Linked DNA regions of Homo sapiens: region 2 is linked to region 1. The links are chromatin contacts, found by Hi-C or POLR2A ChIA-PET in ENCODE. All regions are on one chromosome and are shown on one strand. The core of a region is the stretch at or near the end of the contact, and the rest is flanking DNA. Distances in the headings are between cores, read along the strand shown.

Region 1 (4,815 bases), core at 894-3,393:
ACGGCCCCTGGCTTTTGCTCAGGCTCTGCCTTGTCTGATTTGTCCTTCCTACTTCATCCGGAAAACTCCTGCTCACCCTTCAAAACTTACCCTTCAGGGAGCCTGCTCTAACTCTCAAGCTGGTTTAAGGTCTCCTCTTGGCTCCCTTAGCCCCGTGCTTCCCTCCATAAAAGCAATGATTGCCTGTGTCTAAGTCTGTCAGTTCCTCTAGACCATGAGTAGAGAAGAGATTTAATGCCTTTCTGTGTCCCCACTGCCTGGCACAGGGCTGGGCACAGATAAGGTCTAAGGCAGGGGTCCTCAACCAGTCCGTGGCCTGTTAGGAACGGGTCCACACAGCAAGAGGTGAGGAGCAGGCGAGCAAGCAAAGCTTCAACTGTATTTACAGCTGCTCCCCATTGCTCGCATGACCACGGGAGCTCCACCTCCTTGTCAGATCAGTGGCGGCATTAGATTCTCATAGGAGCACGAACCCTACTGTGAACTGCACATGTGGGGGATCTAGGTTGCATGTTCCTTATGAGAATCTAACGCATGATGATCTGTCACTGTCTCCCATCACACCCAGATGGGACCATCTAGTTGCAGGAAAGCAAACTCAGGGCTCCCACTGATTCTACATTATGGTGAGTTGTATAATTATTTCATTATTATTTACAAGGTAATAATAGAAATAAAGTGCACAATAAATGTAATGTCCCCAAATCATCCCAAAACCATCCCTCGCCACCTGGTTTTCCACAAAACCAGTCCCTGGTGCCAAAAAGGTTGAGGACCACTGGTGTAAGGGAATGGTGCTGAAGTGAAAGGTCTGAGAACCCAGGAAGCCATCATATGCAAGGCTGGAGCTGAGGCCCTGAAAAGAGGGAGGTGCTGAGAGCAGAGCAGGGAGGAACAGTGTGACTGTCAGTGTGTGTGTGGCGGGGGGGTCGCTGATGCTGAGAGCACAGACACATGTGACTCAGCCCAGCCGAGAGCCCCTAATAGGAAAGGACAGGAGAGTGGGGAAAGACGGTCTTAGGCACTAGGCTAAGGCAGAGGCGGACAGGGTGGGAGCATGGAGTAGTATCCCTGATGAAATAGGAAGGCAGGAGACACCTACAAAGCATCAGGCCCTGTCAGAGCCTTACCCAAACCGTCTCAGTCAATCCTCACAATAATATTATAAAATAATAATAAACACCACCTCCAACAGCCTGGAAGGACAGTGTAGTGAAGCTTTGAGGTCAGATAGGCGTGGGTTCAATTCCCAGACAGGCCAGTTCCTTTGGTATATTTCCCCAGCTGTAAAATGGGGGTGTTAGTAGTGCCTATCTGGTAAGGCTGTAAGGGTGGACCAGTGCGGAGCACCGACTTTGGGACATATTGAGGACTTGGTGAGCGTTGGTTTATATTTACAATAAATGATTCCTCTAAAGTGTAGGGGGATGGGGAATAGCGTCCCTCGGGCCTAGCAGGCACACCTTCCTTGGGTCAATTCCAGGCCACCACCATTGTTGGATGGTTGGATTCGAACCCGAGTTCAAGGATCTGGGGATTCAGAACGCGGGACAGTAACTCCACACGGGACACAGCGCAAATGCTGGAAACTCGGCCAAGCCTCGGCTCCTCGCGTTAACCCCAGGAGGCTCCTGCCAGTGATCCAAGCAAGTGGGCATGACCCGTGCGAGGGCCCACAGGCTTGCCCGAGTGTGACCTCGGTACTAGCTCAACATCTCGAGGTCTGCTTCTATTCCTGCACATCGGGACTCAGGATCCGGGCAACCTCGCGCCAAGCTCTCCAATGCTGGCTCCCCTCCCCCGCCTAACCGAGAGGCTCAGAGGAATGACGTGGCTCTCCGGGGGCCACAGGGCAGCCCGGGGGGTTGCGGGAAGGGCCCCGGGGGACGCTGGGGGGCGGGCCCCGGCGGGGTCCACGGCCGCTCACCTGGGCGCTCTCCACCTGCCCGTTGACCATGAGTAGAAAGACGCTAGGACTCGCGGTCGCCATGGCAGGTCTGGGGGTGCCGGGGGGACCCACCTAGGCCGCGCGCGGTTGCTAAGAGACGCCGGCGTTGCCCTAGAAACAGACGGCGTAGCGCGCAGGACACGTTTCTTGGCAGCGACACCTTCGCGAAGGCCACGCGAGTGCGCGTGTGGCATGCGCAGGCGCAGTGAACGGGCGCCGTTATAAGGGGGCGGGGCACAAGGGGCGGGGATCCACGCCGAGGCTCCACCCCTCCTTAGGGCAGGTATGACCGAGAGCTGGGGCGGGAGCGTTGACCTGTCGGGTAAAGCCAGCCCTACCGCTCGACTCAGTTGCACGCGCAGGGAGTGTGTGTTCACTCTGACTCGGCCCGGCTCCCCGTCCCCGCCGAAGCGCAGAGGCGAATGAGAGCTGAGTCCTGGGGAGCAGCGCTCCGACTCACGCCCTCAGCAAGCCGAGTGTTTAAAATACATTCAGCCACTAGATGTCGCTGTGGCCCCACCGCGAGGACGCGGAGGGAGGCGCTGCAGAGCACGGGCGACGTGACCACAGCTGTCGGGGCTAACTCTGGAATGCCGGGTGCTCGGAGGAGCCTCCCCAGCTGGGGCCAAGCAGCGTCCAAGCAGGTGAAAAGGATGCGCCCCTGTGGCTTGGAGACGCTTGCCCTCGAAAAAGTTTATTAAACAAACTTGGGAGGGACCTCAAGAATCCTTACATCCAAGCCATCGCTCTTTAGTTCGAAGCTGGGGAAACTGAGGCCCGCAGCGGGCGGCGCCTGGCACCCCAATCAGCCAGCGCTCAGGGGAGTTGCTAGCCAAAATCCACGAATCTGTCAAGATACAGTCTTGTATCTTAGTGGCCTGTCACAGAGTAAGCACTTGGTAACTACTAACTTGTTGATAAATGAATAATTGAAGACATCTCCATTTTACAGAGGAGGAAACAGATTCAGATGGCAAAGGCAGGTAAGTAGCTAAGTCAGGATTCAAACCCAGGACTCCAGAGGCTAACAACCCTCACTGCCTCTGTCTTGTCCTGGGCCAGCCCCAACAGCATCTGTTGGCAGAGGTGTCAAAGGAGACGTTGGAGACATTATCTTGGATCCAGGAAATGAAGGGATTCACAGGTGTGTAGACTCCCGGGAGGCCAGGCTCCGAGCAGGGACCCCAGGTCATCACATTCTGCAGCTTCTAGCTTGGGAGCAGACTAGGGGAGTCCCATCAACCATCTGCACGAGGGAGGGAAGGAGCAGTCTCAGCCCAGCCTGCACCCACTGAACCACCCCCTGCCTAGTGAGCAAAGATATTTGATCAGGGGAGGGAGGCAGCGGGTAACCAGTTCACACATCTGACAAGAGCAGCTGGGGGAGGGGATGGGTGGGCTGGTGGCCCAAGTGCTGCACCCAGAGCCCAAGACAGGGCCCATTTCCCCTCCTGGAGAGGGGGTCATACTCCCTTCTTCCCCCGCTCTGTCCATCTCTTTCCAGTTAAAGTGCTTTCTCCCACACATTCTATCAGTCTCACCCAATTATTTCCTCCCTTTGGCCTTTGAGGCTCGGTGTTGCACACAAGTTAGTTTTCAGCAAAATGCTTGTAGTTATCGAATAACTGGGGGCTCCCAGTAGTTTAAGACCTGGCTATACCAAAGGTGGCCCCACATTCAAATAGGACATAATGGGGGAGTCTCCCCAAGGGGTGGGAAGTTCTAGGGTGGCCTTCAGGGGTACAAATAAGCCCGACCCCTGGGTGTTGGGGAATGGAAGACTCCAGGATAGGATGGGAGGGTGACCAGGCCTAACTTTAACAAGTCTAGTGGCATTAGAAGCGACTTTAGGAGAGGGGTCTCAGGGGCTTGCATAGGGGCTTGCATAGGGCCTGCTGGAATCCTTACCACCAGTTCAAGGGCCCAGTGGAGAGCCTGGTGTACTAGAAGTCCTTGGGCAGGCTGTCCTTCAGGTCAGGACAGTCAGGTTGGAGGAGAAGGTAGTTTCTGCAGATGCTGACACACAGCGATCTCAGCAGGACACTCTGCAGCTCTTGGGGTGGGATGTAGGGATCTGCAATGGGGTGGGGCAGACCCTCAGCCCAGCTGACATCCAGCCGATCTGCACCAGTCCAGCCATGCTGGTTGTTAACATATATTGCTGAGCTTCCCTGCCTGTGCCTGTGCCAAGTCTCTCCACCCCCAGATGCCTTCCTGGGCTCCTAGACATTCCTCGCTCCCACCTCACTCTTAGTACAGCTCTGTCCTCTGGTACACTCCCACGCAGTCCCCTCAGGGAAGCTTCCAGCACATTGGGCAGGCGGGGCTGTCAGCCATTGGGCAGGGGTGAGGCTGGAAGCTGGCTTGAGCAGAGCAGGTGTCAGCGCCAGCCCTCTTCCCTGCATGCCTATGGCCATGGTGCTGCCGGGCAGCTGGCCAGAGCCCCTGCAGGGTCCCAAGCTCCACCCTGGCCATCTGCCTCCCCCAGTCTCTCAACCATCCCAGGCTTCTGCTCCCATCCTTACTGAAATCGGGTTCAAACCCCTGGCCCCAGCAGAGCTGTCTCAGGAAGAGGGAACAGTGGGATTGAGTGGCCAGGGGGACGGCCTGCACAGCGCTGGTGAGCGACGGAGGCCTTGCCCCTTGCCAGTTGTGCCAGGACCAGGCTACCAAACCCAGAGCCCTCGGGCCCTGCTGAGGACAAGAGCAGCTCCCCCATGGTAACCTGATCTCACAAGAGTCCATCTGCAGTCGATCTGGACCCAAGGTCACACTGAAGTGGGACCAAGGCCAACTGTGGAGAGAGGAGGTGAAGGGGAGGTGGAGAGCTGGAGAGGCTGGGGGCCACCCTCCTGGAGCCCCTCTCC
Region 2 (4,815 bases), core at 756-3,255, 220 kb after region 1:
ATACTGCTTGAATTATGTAAAATATATTTTACAGTATATCTTTCCTTGGGCCTTAGATTACTATTCACTGGGCAAATGGTATTTGTTTTTGTTTTAATTTTTTTTTTAATAGACGGAAGTCTTGCTCTGTCATGCAGGCTGGAGTGCGGTGGTGCGATCATAGCTCACTGCAGCCTCGAACTCTTGGGCTTCAAGCAATCCTCCTGTGTCAGCCACCAGAGTAGCTGAGACTACAGGGGTATGCCACCATGCCCAGCTGGCATTTGTTAATCTTCATTTGAGGTCTAGATCTAGGCACTGTGGACACTGAAAAACAGTTGGGAAATCTTTCGAGCTGTGGAAATCCAAACAAAGACTGATAATTCCTGGTAGGGGTGTGTGCGTGACGTACTGCAGCCTCAACCTCCTGGGCTCAAGTGATCCTCCCACCTCAGCCTCCTGAGTAGCTGAGACCACAGGCGTGTGCCACCACGCCTAGCTAATTTTTTATACCAGGGTCTACCCTTTGTTTCCCAGGCTGGTCTTGAATTCCTGGGATCAAGCAATCCTTCCACCTTGCCCTCCCAAAGTGTTGGGATTATAGGCATGAGCCACCACGACTGGCCAGAGGACAAAATTTTAATAAAGGTCTTAGCTTAAGCAGTAATCCTACTTCATTAAGCCTTCCTGGGGTGCGGTACACACCGTTAATTCAGCAACCCTCAGTACATACTAAGTATGCTCAGTGCTGTGAAAGTGGATTACACCAAATTAAGTCATTCTTATCACACCCAATCAAAAGTCAAGAAGCCAGGGATAAAAGCACCTCAGGCACATAACATTAATCTAGTAATGTAATTCTCTGCACATCCAGCTGGTGAAACTGCGTGCTGTAAGCTGGGACCAGCTTTGTCCATAACTGCTGAGAGAACTTGCTGAAGCTCTAGGAATAATTTTGCCTGCCCGGTTGCTCACCAGTTGTAGCTTGCCAGCTCCCAACACCCTTCCTGGTGCCAATAAACTTTCTCAAAGAGCAATACTGACATTTCTTTTGATAAAACCTCCAGCCTTCTCTGTGTTGTTCCGACATACCGAGGACCAACTGGTCTACATGGATGCCCTGAACATGCAATTCTTTCTTCCAAAATAAAACATTAAATAGAGATTTTGCCTCTACATTTTTGACTTAGTGCTAGGATGGATATAATGCTCTAGGCATGGCCTTTTCCTGAAATAACAAAATCAGAAAAGTTACCTACTTTGAGTAAAAAACACCCAACTGCTGATTTTGGTTGGGGCCACCTTAAGGTATCTCTACCCTCAGTGCCTTGTTCTTGGGGCCACGAGGCCCATTCTCCAGGAAGGCAGGTAAAGGCTTGCACTGTGGCCCTCGGGGTTGGGCCTGGGGGCAGGGGGCAGACACCACAGAGGCCCCTCCCCAGCTCCTCGTCAGGAACCCTCGAACCCTGTCTCCATTCCCCTCGCACAGGACTCCCTGCCCTTCCCCTTGCCAGGTAGGGCAGGGACCCCCTGGGGATAAGAGGAGGTTCTTTCAACCACCAGCCACAAATAGCCGCGGCCAGGAGGCCACCCCGGGCCGCCAGGAGCAGGGAGGCTGGGGTCCCTGCGAGGCAGGACCCCTCCTCTCCCGGAAACACTGAACCCGCAGCAAGCCCAGGCCAGAAGCATGCCAGAAAGCGCCAGCCCTGTGCTCCGCGGGAGGATGGAATCACCAGCTCAGTCCTGTCTGCCCACCCTCTAGGCATTTTGCTCTTCCAACCTGACCTACAAACTCTCCTGATAAAAACCCGTGTCATCCAAAAGCACACGAGGGGTCCTCTCACGCAGGGACCCCTTCCCCGAGCCCCCTTCATAAGCCCCCAAGGGCCCTCCCGGTGCCCTCCCCCAGAGTTCTGCGGGCGGCGACCATTGCCCTGGGCGTCTGGAGCGGGTCCGGGACGGGGAGGGGCGGGGCTGGGTGGGATCGGGTCGCCCCCCTCACCCCCACACCGCGCTGCGGTCCCGCGCCCGCGCCGCCGCCAGCCGCTCCCAGCCTCCGCATGGAGGCCCCTGCGGCCGCCGACGCCCCGGTCCCCGCCGAGCTCCCCGCCGCCGCCAAGGACCGGCCCCCATAGCGGCTCCGGGCCCTCGGATGGCGTGACGGCTTGTGGGGCCTGCGGGGTGCGCTGCCCCCGGACCTGCGGGGGGAGGCGGCTGAGCTGGCGGCGCTCGCGGGCCCAGTGGTGAGTGCGGCGTCCTCACGCCCAGCCCGACGCCTCCGGAGCGGCCGCCGCGCAGGGGTGGGCGCGGGCTTCCAGGAGGGAGGGCGGCTGTGAACGCGCCTTGCTTTCCGCGCCTCCGCAGTTTCTTGCGCAGTTGATGATCTTTATAATCAGCCTCGTCAGCTCCATCTTCTGTGGACATCTGGGCAAGGTCGAGCCGGACGCTGTCACGCTCGCCGTCACGGTGGGTGCCTGATTTCGCCCCTGTAGGAGCCGACGGGCGGCCAAGGGTTAGGATTTGAGCGGTGTCCCCAGGCGCTGTGGCTCACGACTGTAATCCCAGCGCTTTGGGAGGCCCAGGTGGGAGGATCGCTTGAGCTCAGGAGTTCGAGACCAGCCTGGGCAGCATAGCAAGACCCCCGTCTCTACTAAAAATACAAAAATTATCCCAGCGTGGTGGCACCGCCTATGGTCCCAGCTACTCGGGAGACTGAAGCAGGAGGATCGCTTAAGCCCAGCAGATCGAGGCTGCAGTGAGCTGAGACCGCACCACTGCACCCCGGCCTTGGCAACAGAGCAAGACCCTGTCTCAAAAACAAACACACAGGGCGGGGCGCGGTGGCTAACGCCTGTAATCCCAGCCAGCACTTTGGGAGGCCGAGGTAGGCGGATCACCTGAGGTCAGGAGTTTGAGACCAGCCTGGCCAACATGGGAAAACGCCGTCTCTACTAAAAATACAAAAATTAGCCGGGTGTGGTGGCACGGGCCTGTAATCCCAGCTACTTGGGAGGCTGAGGCACGAGAACCGCTTGAACCCAGGGGCCTGAGGTTGCAGTGAGCCGGAATTGTGCCACTGCACTCCCGCCTGGGTAACAGAAGGAGACTCCGTCTCAAAAAAAAAAAAAAAAAAAAAAGGAAAGAAAAAAAAATCAGTTTGAATTGTATCATGTCTTATGCATCTTCCTTTACAGGTCTGGGACTGACCTGTGGCTTACCATTACCTGATTAGATTTGGAAGGAGCTCGTGTCAATACTTAGAAAAGTGTAAAACTGAAATAACTGCACTTTTTTCTATTATGAAATTAAATCAGGAGACTTTTAGGTAATTTAGGTTGTTTGCCATTAATTGGATTACACAGTACATTCAGCTCCCACCCTTTCACCCTTGTGGAAAAGCCTCTCCCATGGATTGAAATCACACCTCCTGGGACGTCTGTTCCCTGGCTTTTGTTAGTGATGTGGAAAGTTGTTTCTTCCTGCATTTCATCCAGGCTTTCAGAGAAAGTGGAAAACACTTCTGCTGGTGATGGTAGGCGGCTTTCCCTAGTCTCAGAAAATGTCCCCTGTGTCCCCGTGAGATGGGTACACACCCTAAGAACACGGAGGGCCACCGGAGCTTCTCATTCAGCTACATGGGAGCCAAGACCTTGCCAGGTGGAATCAGTCACACATTTTATTTACAGGTCTGTTATTTGGTGAACGTATTGGATTAAGGGACATTTTTGCTTCCTTTGAAAGTTTAGACTGGGACTCTAGGAAGAGGCATGAAGGCAGAGGAGATTCGTATACATGGCTGCTCCAGTGTCCCCACCGGGAAAGACGAGCTTGGCCTCTACCTTAACAGGATGATGATCTAAGACTGGCAGGGAAATTTCCTGCTGTGTCCCCGCAGGGCCCAGGATTGGGGTCCACCTTTTCTGATTACTGCTTGCCAACCATCACTGCCCCCAGGGTGCTCCCTGGGCTCACTTCTGGGCCATCGGTCACTCCTCCATGTGGATGACATCTAATGGCCAGTCAGCCACCTTGTTCAAGAGGACCTCAGCATCTGGGTGTCCACTCTTCTCCTCTCCCCGCCTCTGCTGTCATCCCTGGGGCTGTGGGCTCGACTCTGTGACCCACAGTCACAGCTTTCATTTTTGAAAGGGATCAAGACCATGTAATTGGCCGAAAATGTCCACACAGGTACAATGACCAGATAGCCACCTACTCTTAACCTAGGATTGGGAAACAGGGGACCTCACCTGGAGACTTCGGGTCTTGTTTTAAGAGCAGGAGGATGCGCTCGGTGTTGACCAAGTCGGCCCAGCAGGGAAAGCAGCACAGCATAAGGATGAGGACCCCTCTCTGAAGTATGATCCCCACGCGCTTGAGGTTCTTGCCTCCAAAGGACTTGAGAAAACAAATGCACTGCTAACAGCATATGCCAGGCAGGCCGAGGCTGGGGGCCTGCGCCACAAGCAACCCCTCCCAGGGGCGCCTGCCCGGCGCCCAGGCAGACCGGTTTCCCATCATCTGCTCCCGCCCTCCCCACCAACAGCTGACAGCATTGGGGGAGCTTCTGAGCCAGGGACAACCAGTGAGCTAGCTGGCCCCTGTGGCATTTTACACGTGTCCTGGGACAATGTGTCCCTGCTCCCAGGAGCTGGGACTGTTAACATGGAGGGTAGAGGTAGCAGAAACTGAAGCTTAAAAGAGAGTTTTCAACATGGGAGGCAGACAGATGCTGCAGGAGAACATGTGCCATGGTAGAAGGTGAAGTTGTGGGGGACTCTGAGGGCCAGGGATACCCGGGGAGGGTGCAGTGGAAGAAAAGCACACACTGTAGGCTGA

What was found. Hi-C counts contacts between places; a loop is a spot of excess contacts on that map. ChIA-PET counts read pairs that join two places held with the same protein, here RNA polymerase II (POLR2A). Pooled maps may share reads with other maps.
Region 2: a pooled map shows a loop between it and region 1 (1.9-fold over the local background). The contact joins the enhancer-like site here to the promoter of B9D1 in region 1. A Hi-C loop is called at or near these places in 1 of 50 pooled maps. POLR2A ChIA-PET finds 5 or more read pairs at or near these places in 3 of 52 experiments (Caco-2, H1 and WTC11).

The regions. Positions count from the first base shown.
Region 1 is chr17:19,360,580-19,365,394 of GRCh38, forward strand. It overlaps B9D1 (B9 domain containing 1), which reads right to left and starts at 2,144. Exons shown (of 7, transcript NM_015681.6): 1 at 1,928-2,144. The coding sequence starts at 1,990. It overlaps LOC105371573 (a long non-coding RNA gene), which reads left to right and starts at 2,198. Exons shown (of 3, transcript XR_934302.4): 1 at 2,198-2,592; 2 at 2,901-2,931. RefSeq lists enhancers at 1,604-1,743, 2,203-2,987, 2,544-2,613 and a silencer at 1,784-2,053.
Region 2 is chr17:19,577,891-19,582,705 of GRCh38, forward strand. SLC47A1 (solute carrier family 47 member 1) reads left to right here. Exons shown (of 17, transcript NM_018242.3): 17 at 1-1,144. It also overlaps the pseudogene SLC47A1P1. Among named protein-coding and RNA genes, the nearest start is that of SNORA59B, 23 kb to the left of the region's middle. Within about 2 kb of position 2,006, at least 5 of the 41 ENCODE cell types and tissues checked have a DNase peak (open chromatin) inside an H3K27ac peak, as active enhancers do.